2 separate regions of the Homo sapiens genome follow, and region 1 is linked to region 2. Evidence: read pairs that join two places in POLR2A ChIA-PET (ENCODE). Cell type or tissue: Caco-2. All regions are shown on one strand.

What was found. Peaks named below come from ENCODE experiments on the same cell type or tissue, not always from the same donor. Only the 100,000 strongest peaks of a DNase experiment are listed, where the experiment ranks them.
Region 1: POLR2A ChIA-PET joins it to region 2 with 5 read pairs; 2 of 35 experiments call an interaction of 5 or more read pairs at or near these places.

What each region holds. Positions count from the first base shown.
Region 1 is chr14:67,064,502-67,069,501 of GRCh38, forward strand. All of the region lies in intron 11 of GPHN (gephyrin), which reads left to right. Among named protein-coding and RNA genes, the nearest start is that of GARIN2, 120 kb to the right of the region's middle. RefSeq lists enhancers at 2,759-3,288, 3,289-3,818. In Caco-2, no CTCF peak of the experiment used is centred here; a DNase peak (open chromatin) is centred at 3,120.
Region 2 is chr14:66,642,164-66,647,163 of GRCh38, forward strand. The region is part of intron 1 of GPHN (gephyrin); the gene reads left to right. Among named protein-coding and RNA genes, the nearest start is that of GPHN, 140 kb to the left of the region's middle. In Caco-2, no CTCF peak of the experiment used is centred here; no DNase peak of the experiment used is centred here.

The DNA.
Region 1 (5,000 bases), 420 kb after region 2:
GGAATGATACCAACTCCTCTTTGTACCTCTCGTAGAATTTGGCTGTGAATCCATCTGGTCCTGGACTTTTTTTGGTTGGTAGGCTATTAATTATTGCCTCAATTTCAGAGCCCATTATTGGTCTATTCAGAGATTCAACTTCTTCCTGCTTTAGTCTTGGGAGGGTGTATGTGTCCAGGAATTTATCCATTTCTTCTAGATTTTTTAGTTTATTTGCATAGAGGTGTTTATGGTATTCTCTGATGGTAATTTGTATTTCTGTGGGATCAGTGGTGATATCCCCTTTATCATTTTTTATTGCATCTATTTGGTTCTTATCTCTTTTCTTCTTTATTAGTCATGCTAGCGGTCTATCAATTTTGTCGATCCTTTCAAAAACCAGCTCCTGGATTCATTGATTTTTTGAAGGGTTTTTCGTGTCTCTGTCTCCTTCAGTTCTGCTCTGATCTTAGTTATTTCTTGCCTTCTGCTAGCTTTTGAATGTGTTTGCTCTTGCTTCTCTAGTTCTTTTAATTATGATGTTAGGGTGTCAATTTTAGATCTTTCCTGCTTTCTCTTGTGGGCATTTAGTGCTATAAGTTTCCCTCTACACACTGCTTTAAATGTGTCCCAGAGATTCTGGTACATCATGTCTTCGTTCTCATTGGTTTCAAAGAACATCTTTATTTCTGCCTTCATTTCATTATGTACCCAGTAGTCATTCAGGAGCAGGTTGTTCAGTTTCCATGTGCTTGTGCGGTTTTGAGTGAGTTTCTTAATCCTGAGTTCTAATTTGATTGCACTGTGGTCTGAGAGACAGTATGTTGTGATTTCTGTTCTTTTACATTTGCTGAGGAGTGCTTTACTTCCAATTATGTTGTCAATTTTAGAATACGTGCAATGTGGTGCTGAGAAGACTGTATATTCTGTTGATTTGGGGTGGAGAACTCTGTAGATGTCTATTAGGTCTGCTTGGTCCAGAGCTGAGTTTGAGTCCTGGATATCCTTGTTAACCTTCTGTCTCGTTGATCTAATATTGACAGTGGGGTGTTAAAGTCTCCCATTATTATTGTGTGGGAGTCGAAGTCTCTTTGTAGGTCTCTAAGGACTTGCTTTACGAATCTGGGTGCTCCTGTCTTGGGTGCATATATATTTAGAATAGTTAGCTCTTCCTGCTGCATTGATCCCTTTACCATTATATAATGGCCTTCTTTGTCTCTTTTGATCTTTGTTGGTTTAAAGTCTGTTTTATGAGAGATTAGGATGGCAACCCCTGCTTTTTTTTTTTTTTTTGCTTTCCATTTGATTGTTAGATCTTCCTCCATCCCTTTATTTTGAGCCTATGTGTGTCTTTGCACAGAGATGGGTCTCCTGAATACAGCACATTGATGGGGCTTGACTCTTTATCCAATTTGCCAGTCTGTGTCTTTTAATTGGGGCATTTAGCCTATTTACATTTAAGGTCCATATTGTTAGGTGTAGATTTGATCCTGTCATTATGATGTTACCTGGTTATTTTACCTGTTAATTGATGCAGTTTCTTCATAGCATTGATGTTCTTTACAATTTGGCAGGTTTTTGCAGTGGCTGGTACCAGTTGTTCCTTTCCATGTTTAGTGCTTCCTTTAGGAACTCTTGTAACACAGGCCTGGTGGTGACAAAATCTCTGAGCATTTGCTTGTCTGTAAAGGACTTTATTTCTCCTTCATTTATGTTGGCTGGATATGAAATTCTGGGTTGAAAATTCTTTTCTTTAAGAATGTTGAATATTGGCCCCCACTCTCTTCTGGATTGCAGGGTTTCTGCAGAGAGATCCGCAGTTAGTCTGATGGGCTTCCCTTTGTGGGTAACCTGACCTTTCTCTCTGGCTGCCCTTAACATTTTTTCCTTCATTTCAACCTTGGTGAAATTGACAATTATGTGTCTTGGGGTTGTTTTTCTCGAGGAGTATCTTTGTGGTGTTCTCTGTATTCCCTGAAATTGAATGCTGGCCTGCCTTGCTAAGTTGGGAAAGTTCTCCTTGATAATGTCCTAAAGAGTGTTTTTCAACCTGGTTCCATTCTCCCTATCACTTTGAAGTACAACAATCAAATGTAGAATTTGTCTTTTCACATAGTCCCATATTTCTTGGAGGCTTTGTTCGTTTCTTTTTACTCTTTTTTTTCTAAACTTGCCTTCTCACTTTATTTCATTAATTTGATCTTCAATCACTGATATCCTTTCTTCCATTTGATCAAATTTGCTATTGAAGCTAGTGCATGCCTCCCGAAGTTCTCGTGCCTTGGTTTTCAGCTACATCAGGTCACTTAAGGTCTTCTCTACACTGTTTATTCTCATTAGCCATTCGTCTAACCTTTTTTCAAGGTTTTTAGCTTCCTTGTGATGGGTTAGAACATGCTCCTTTAGCTCGGAGAAGTTTGTTATTACGGACCTTCTGAAGCCTACTTCTGTCAACTTGTCAAAGACATTCTCCATCTAGCTTTGTTCCATTGCTGGTGAGGAGCTGCGATCCTTTGGAGGAGAAAAGGCGCTCTGGTTTTTAGAATTTTCAGCTTTTCTGCTCTGGATTCTCACCATCTTTGTGGTTTTATCTACCTTTGGTCTTTGACGTTGGTGACCTACAGATGGGGTTTTGGTGTGGATGTCCTTTTTGTTGATGGTGATGCTATTCCTTTCTGTTTGTTAGTTTTCCTTCCAGGAGTCAGGTCGCTCAGCTGCAGATCTGTTGGAGTTTGCTGGAGGTCCACTCCAGACACTGTTTCCTTGGGTATCACCAGCAGAGGCTGCAGAACAGCAAATATTGCATAACAGCAAATATTGCTGCCTGATGCTTCCTCTGGAAGCTTCATCCCAGAGGGACACCTGCCTGTATGAGGTGTCTGCTGGCCCCTACTAGGAGATGTCTTTCAGTTAGGCTACACAGGGGTCAGGGACTCACTTGATGATGCAGTCTGTCCATTCTCAGAGCTCAAACGACGTGCTGGTAGAACCACTGCTCTCTTCAGAGCTGTCAGACAGGGACGTTTAAGTCTGCAGAATTTTCTCCTGCCTTTTGTTCAGCTATGCCCTGCCCACAAAGGTGGAGTCTGTAGAGGCAGTAGGCCTTGCTGAGCTGTGGTGAGCTCCGCCCAGTTCAAGCTTCCTGGCCACTTTGTTTACCTACTCAAGCCTCAGCAATGGTGGATGCCCCTCCCCCCGCCAGGCTGCAGCCTGGCAGGTTGATCTCAGACTGCTGTGCTAGCAGTGAGCAAGGCTCCATGGGTTTGGGACCTGCCAAGCCAGGCATGGGAGAGAATCTCCTGGTCTGCCAGTTGCTAAGACTGTGGGAAAAGCACAGGATTTGGGCAGGAATGCCCCGTTTTTCGAGGTACAATCTGTCACGGCTTCCCTTGGCTAGGAAAGGGAAATCCCCCAACCCCTTGCACTTCCTGGGTGAGGTGACGCCCCGCCCTGCTTCGACTCGCCCTCCATGGGCTGCACCCACTGTCCAACCCATCCCAATGAGATGAACTGGGTACCTCAGTTGGAAATGCAGAAATCACCTGTCTTCTGCGTCGGTCATGCTGGGAGCTGCAGAATGGAGCTGTTCCTATTCGGCCATCTTGGAACAGAGTCCCAGTGATATTCTTAAAGTTAGACAAATAGTTATGGTTACAACAACTGGAACCCGGGATCCTTAACTCCCAGTCTGGTGTTCATTTCACTATAGCATACTGCATCTCAAATCAATGTAAACATTATTCTTATAAAGCAAGTGCCTAGACGTGTTTGCATGTATAAAGTGTTTTCTGTTTTTCTATTTTGACTACCGATGAATTTTCTATTTTCTCTGGTCTGTCTTTTAGCCTATTACTATTTTCAGCTCCTATCTGCAAGTGAGGATTTTAAGGAACAAGTATTCCACTGATAGGCATTCCTGGCATAACTATGGATGATAACATTTGTAAGACTAACATTTATGATTCATTTTCTTTATTTGTAAAATGCATGACATGAATAAATTACAACTTCACACTTGGTACAGTATCAACTTCTGTAAGGCAGATTAAAATATTCTGGCACCATTCCCTGAAATTCCCAATCTTTTTCTATATACAATGGAAAAACTATGAGCTTTTTTTTAATAGAAAGGATTTTGCTTTCTTGGGAATTTTATGTTAGATTATAAGCTGTAAGCTTTTTTATTTAAGATTACATGATTAAAGACTTCAGTGTCTCTGACCTAGGTTCTCTGCTTTTCCACTTTAGCAGTTCTAGTCAAGGAAACTTTAAGTTTTGCTGTTGGAAGTAAGTTTGGAGCAGTGAAATATCTCTTTTAGAATACTGACCACAGCACAAAGGCACATGTTCCCGTCTCTGACTTCTAGCTAGTTAGCTGCCTGAGCATAGGCAGTTATCTTAAGCTGAGATTGGCTTCCCTTTAGAAGAAATTCTGAAGCTCTTGATTCCAAGCAGTAGGAAGTCCTCACCAAGGTCATACTGGGAGTTCATTAACTCTTCCTGATGGTTCAGGGGCTGTTAGAGAATAAGGGAAAAGGAAATAAGGTATACTTAGAAGTAGCTTTGTCAAGACACTCTTTGGCTCTTTTACTTGCTCTACCTTTTACTAGCCAAATGACCCTGGACAAGCTACTTAACCTTTCTAGGTCTTATCTCCCTCCTATGCAAAATGGAAATAATGTCTACCCAATGTAGGGTTATTGTAGGATACTATTAAAGGAGATAATATTGTGTAAATAATTTTATTTTCGCTAACATGCTCTATTTGGAATTCAGCAACTGCTTCCCTTTCCTCTACTCTCCTAACATGGGGATTCTAAGATCATAACCCTGAGATAAGCACTTGTAAATTACAGAGTATTTACAGTATGACCTTGGTGAGGACTTCCTACTGCTTGGAATCAAGAGCTTCAGAATTTCTTCTAAAGGGAAGCCAATCTCAGCTTAAGATAACTGCCTATGCTCAGGCAGCTAACTAGCTGGAAGTCAGAGACGGGAACATGTGCCTATGTGCCGTGGTC
Region 2 (5,000 bases):
GGCAAAAGGAACTTTGCAAATACAGTTAAGGTTACAGACAATTAAGATAGTAAAATGATCCTGGGTTTTCTGAGTGGGCCCAGTCTAATCACATGAACCCTTAAGAGCAGAGAAGTTTTTCCAGCTGAAAGCAGAATAGAGATGCAGCAGAAGGGGGAGTCATTGATTCCAAGCATGAGAAAGATTCTGTGCACTATTATTGATGAGATTTAAGGGCCTATGTAAAAGACTGGAGAGAGGCCTCTGGTTGCTAAACATAGCCTCTAGCTTAAGTCAGCAAGGAAATAGGGACATCAATCCTGTAACCAAAGGAACTGAAGGAACTGGACTGTGTGAAGTAGAATCTTTACTGAGCCTTAAGAGTACGAGCTCAGCAGGCAGACATTTTGATTTTTGTTTTTTTTTTTTTTGAAACTGGGAGTAGAAAAATTAGCTGAGCTAACCTGGATTTCTGACTTGTAAATTGTGAATAGTAAAATTGTGTTGTTTTGAGCTGCAAAGTTTGTTCTAATTTGTTACAGAAGTAAAAGAAAACTATTACTTCCAGGAACAGGTCTGCATATATGCTTCTACCTGATTTATGACTGATTTTTTTAAGTATAATGGAGAAAAGAATTTTATTTCAATTCAATATCCTTATAGAAAATATGCTTATTGACATACATAAAAATCCATTTTAGGTACATCATAGATCCAACTATGAAAGATTTAAAAAATAAAGCTTTTAGATGGAAACATGGCAGAATATCTTCGTGATCTTGGGTTAGGGAAAGATTTCTTAATAATAGGAAAAATTGATACATTGGATCACATTAAAAATAAGAACTTTAGAAATCTAAAAACTGAAAGGTAAATCATAGAATGAAAGAAGATACTTGTAATACATATATCCAACAAAGGACTCATATTCCATAACCCAATTTTAAAAATGAATAAAAGACTTGAAAAGGCACTTCACAAATAGTATATGTTCAATATGAACATGAAAAGATACTCAACATAAAAAATCATTAGGGAAATGCAAGCTAAAACCACAGCAAAATATTTCTACACACCCACCAGAGTGGCTAAGTAAAAAAGATGCCTTTTCCAAGTGTTTGTAAGGAAGTTGTATAGTTGGATATCTGATACACAAATTGGTACTACCACTTTGGGAAACTGGGAGTGTTTACTAAACCTGAACATATATGTTATCTATTACCCAGGAATTTTAGTTGTAGGTATATATCTAAAAGGAAAGTTTGCTTAAGTTTACCAAAGGACATGTGCAGGAATGTTGATACTATTTGTAATGACCTAAATTGGAAACAATCCAAATGTCTACTTATAGTAGAATGGATAACTAAATCATGGTACATTCATAGCATGGTATACTGTACAATGAGAATGAACAGCATACAATTAAATTTAAACATAGATGAATCTCATAAACTTAATGTTCTGCAGAGGCATCAGATACAAAAGGAATGCCTATGGTATGATTCATTTTTATAAAGTTCAGAAACAGACAAAATTAATATATAGTGTTAGAAGTCAGTATTTCCTTCTGTTGTGGGTAGAGCAATGACTGGGAGAAAGTATGAGGGGAGTTTTTTTTTTTTTTAATCAAAGATTTAGACACTGCTTTCAAGCTCTATATGTGTTTGAGGAATTGGTGTTTTCACTCTTTTTATTCTTTTTCTTATGTAGATAATAACTATAGTTAATTCACTGTTTTACTTCGATCAGTTTAATAATACTGATTATGTTCACGTTTATTTGAGTCTTGTACCTGTACCAACCAGGTAGATAGGAGAAGTATATGCATAATCAAAGACAGCCAACTGAGCCAGCTGAGATTTATTTACAAGTGATAGCTTAATTATTTGGGGGCTTTACATTAGTTCTTTCAATTAATCAGTTTTTTGCTTTCTTGTCTATTCATTGGAGTTTACTTCTAAAGCTACCTGTCCTTTGTTGACATTTGGATTTCTCTGTTTAATTATTTAGATTTGGGATTAGTTCTGTAAAATTCACAGAACGCCTTGGGTTACACTTGAGTTTGGGAACAAGTAATTACAAGTTATATTAAGATTGTAAATGATCTGTATACTGCAGACATCATTCTTCTCAAATTTCTCTTTAAGTATGTCTAAATTATAACATAAACCAGTGGTTTAGTATGCTTTTTTAGATACTGATGATGCTTTGTGAGACTAATTTTATTCTCTACCCACATCAGTATCTTTTCTGATTGCCTTGATGAAATTAGATAAACCTTTATCTATGCCACCCACTACCAAAGATGTTTCACTTTTCCTTCTATCCTTTTAAGGGTATTTATCACAATGTCAAAGCAGGAAAAATAGTAATAAACATAGTTATAGAAATAATAACAGCAAATGGTTATAACATGTCAATCAGTATTTAAAGCACTTTATTGACTTATTTAACATATGAAACAACTGAGAGAGGTGTGATTGTTAGCTTAATTTTAAACATGAGAAAGAAAGTCTCAGACCACAGGTTAACTAACTTGCTGAAGGTCACACATCTATTAAATGTATGTGTCAGAATTAAATCCAGATTACCTAGTCTTTGTCCTTAACCACTGTGCCAGTAAAAGACAGATAAGGAGATTTTCAAAGTTAAAATTCAGTCACTAACTAAACAAATCTGGGATTATAAGTTTTTCAAAGTTTTGAATAAGCTAATGATTATATTTAAATAGTAATAATTTTTAGGTAAATTTTTTTATAATTGCATATTTAAAATACTAATTTAAATTTTGTAGTAAGGCATGTAAATGTTGTTTGCCATACTGTTTCATGTTTGGAAGTCTGTTTATGTTTATCCTTTCTTTCCCAATATATAGGAAAAGGTAATTCATGGGCCATCCTAAAGGAGTGTGTTAGGTTGTTCTGTAGCTTTTTGTAGTAGTATATTTGTATGTAATGAAGTGCATTTTTAAATTGCACTTGTAATTTTTAATTGCTTCTTAGAAATTCCTGAATATTTAGGAACTTCATAAAAATATTCTGGAAGCAAGCATTACCTGGATAACATGGTACTTAAAAACCTTTCATTATCAAGGAAATAAAAAATAGAAAAGAATGTTGGTATGAATTATAAGAATGGAAATAATCTAACAGATATTTATCTAATTACATTTATCCAGATGAGTTTTTCTGATTTGCTTATAATACATCACAACAACATCTCAGCCTGTCTCCAGGTTGGTACATCTTTATTTAAAAATTTGGGCCAGGTGCTGTGGCTCACGTGTGTAATCCCAGCGCTTTGGGAGGCTGAGGCAGATGTATTACCTGAGGTAAGGAGTTCAAGACCAGCCTGGCCAACAAGGCGAAATCCCTCCTCAGTATACTAAAAATACAAAAAGTTAGCCAGCCGTGGTGGTGGGCACTTGCAATCCCAGCTACTTGAGAGGCTGAGGCACAAGAATTGCTTGAATCTGGGAGGCGGAGGTTGCAGTGAGCCAAGATCATGCCATTATACTCCAGCTTGGGCGACAGAGTGAGACTCCATTTCAAAAAAAAAAAAAAAGAAAATTTTTTTTAAAGTTATTTAAACTGATTTTATATGCACCATTTATTTATAACAATTTTATTTTATTTTATAATGTTTTACATTTGTGTCTCTCATTAGATACTCAGACTAACCCTATGATCTCATAGGGGAGATATAATTGTCCCATTGTTTTTACAAGGGGCCTGATGACCAGAGGTTAAAATGTATGTACAGAGTCACTCTACAAATATGCCATATAATTATCATTTGAAACCACATCTTCCGTTCTCTGATACAATGCTTTTCCCATTGCTCCAGGTCACTTCTCATATGATTTGAAAACCAACCAACCAATAACAACTTTACCTATGATTAGAATCCCATCATTTAAAGAGTGACAATTTAGTTACAAAAGATTAAAAAGAATTCAACAGCAACAAAAAAAAACTAGATTAAAATTGGGCAAGGACTTGAATACACATTTGTATTATACAAAGAAGATACTCAATGGCCAACAAGTATTTGAAAAGATGCTCAACATCTCTAATCATTAGGCAAATGCAAATCAAAACCACAGTGAGATATTACCTCACACACCTAAGAATGGCTGCTGTAAAAAAAGAAAACAAAACCAGAAGAATCCTGAAATAACAAATGTTGGTGAGGATATATAGAAATTGGAACCTTTGTGTATTGTTGGTGGGGATGTAAAATGGTACATCCATTATGAAAAACAGTATAATGGTTCCTCAAAAAGTTAAAAATAGAATTATGATTGTACAATTCCAAGAATTGAAGGTAGGGTCTCAAAGAGATACTGATATGCCCATGTTCATAGCAGCATTATGCAGAACAGCCAAAAGGTGGAAGGAATGAATAGATAAAACAATATATATATAAAATAGATAAAACAATATATATCTTGAGGGCGTTATTCTAAATGAAATAAGCCAGCAAGAAGAAGACAAATATTGTATAATTCCACTTACATGAGATATTTATTGTTGTCAAATTCATAAAAACAGAATGTAGAATGGTGGTTACCAGGGGTTCAGTGGAGTAGGAAATGGGGAGCTGTTGTTTAATGGGTATAGAGTTTCAGTTTTACAAGATGGTGTTTGGTCACACAACAGGGTAATTATATTTAACAGTACCAAACTGTATTCTTAAGAGGGATTAAGGTGGTGAATTTTATTTTGTGTGTCTTTTACCACAATTATTATTTTTAAAATTTTATTTTTACAGTGACACGGTCTCACTCTGTCACCCAGGCTGGAGTGCAATGGCTCTATCATGGCTCACTGTAGCCTTGAGCTCCCAGGCTGAAGCAATCCTCTTTCCACAGCCTCCCAAGCAACTGGGACCACAGGCACATGCCACCATACCTGGCTTTTTTTTTTTTTTTAATATTTTTTTTTAAAGTCAGGGTCTCACTATGTTGCCCAGGCTGGTCTTGAATTCCTGGTCTCAGGTCATCTTCCTGCCTTGGCCCC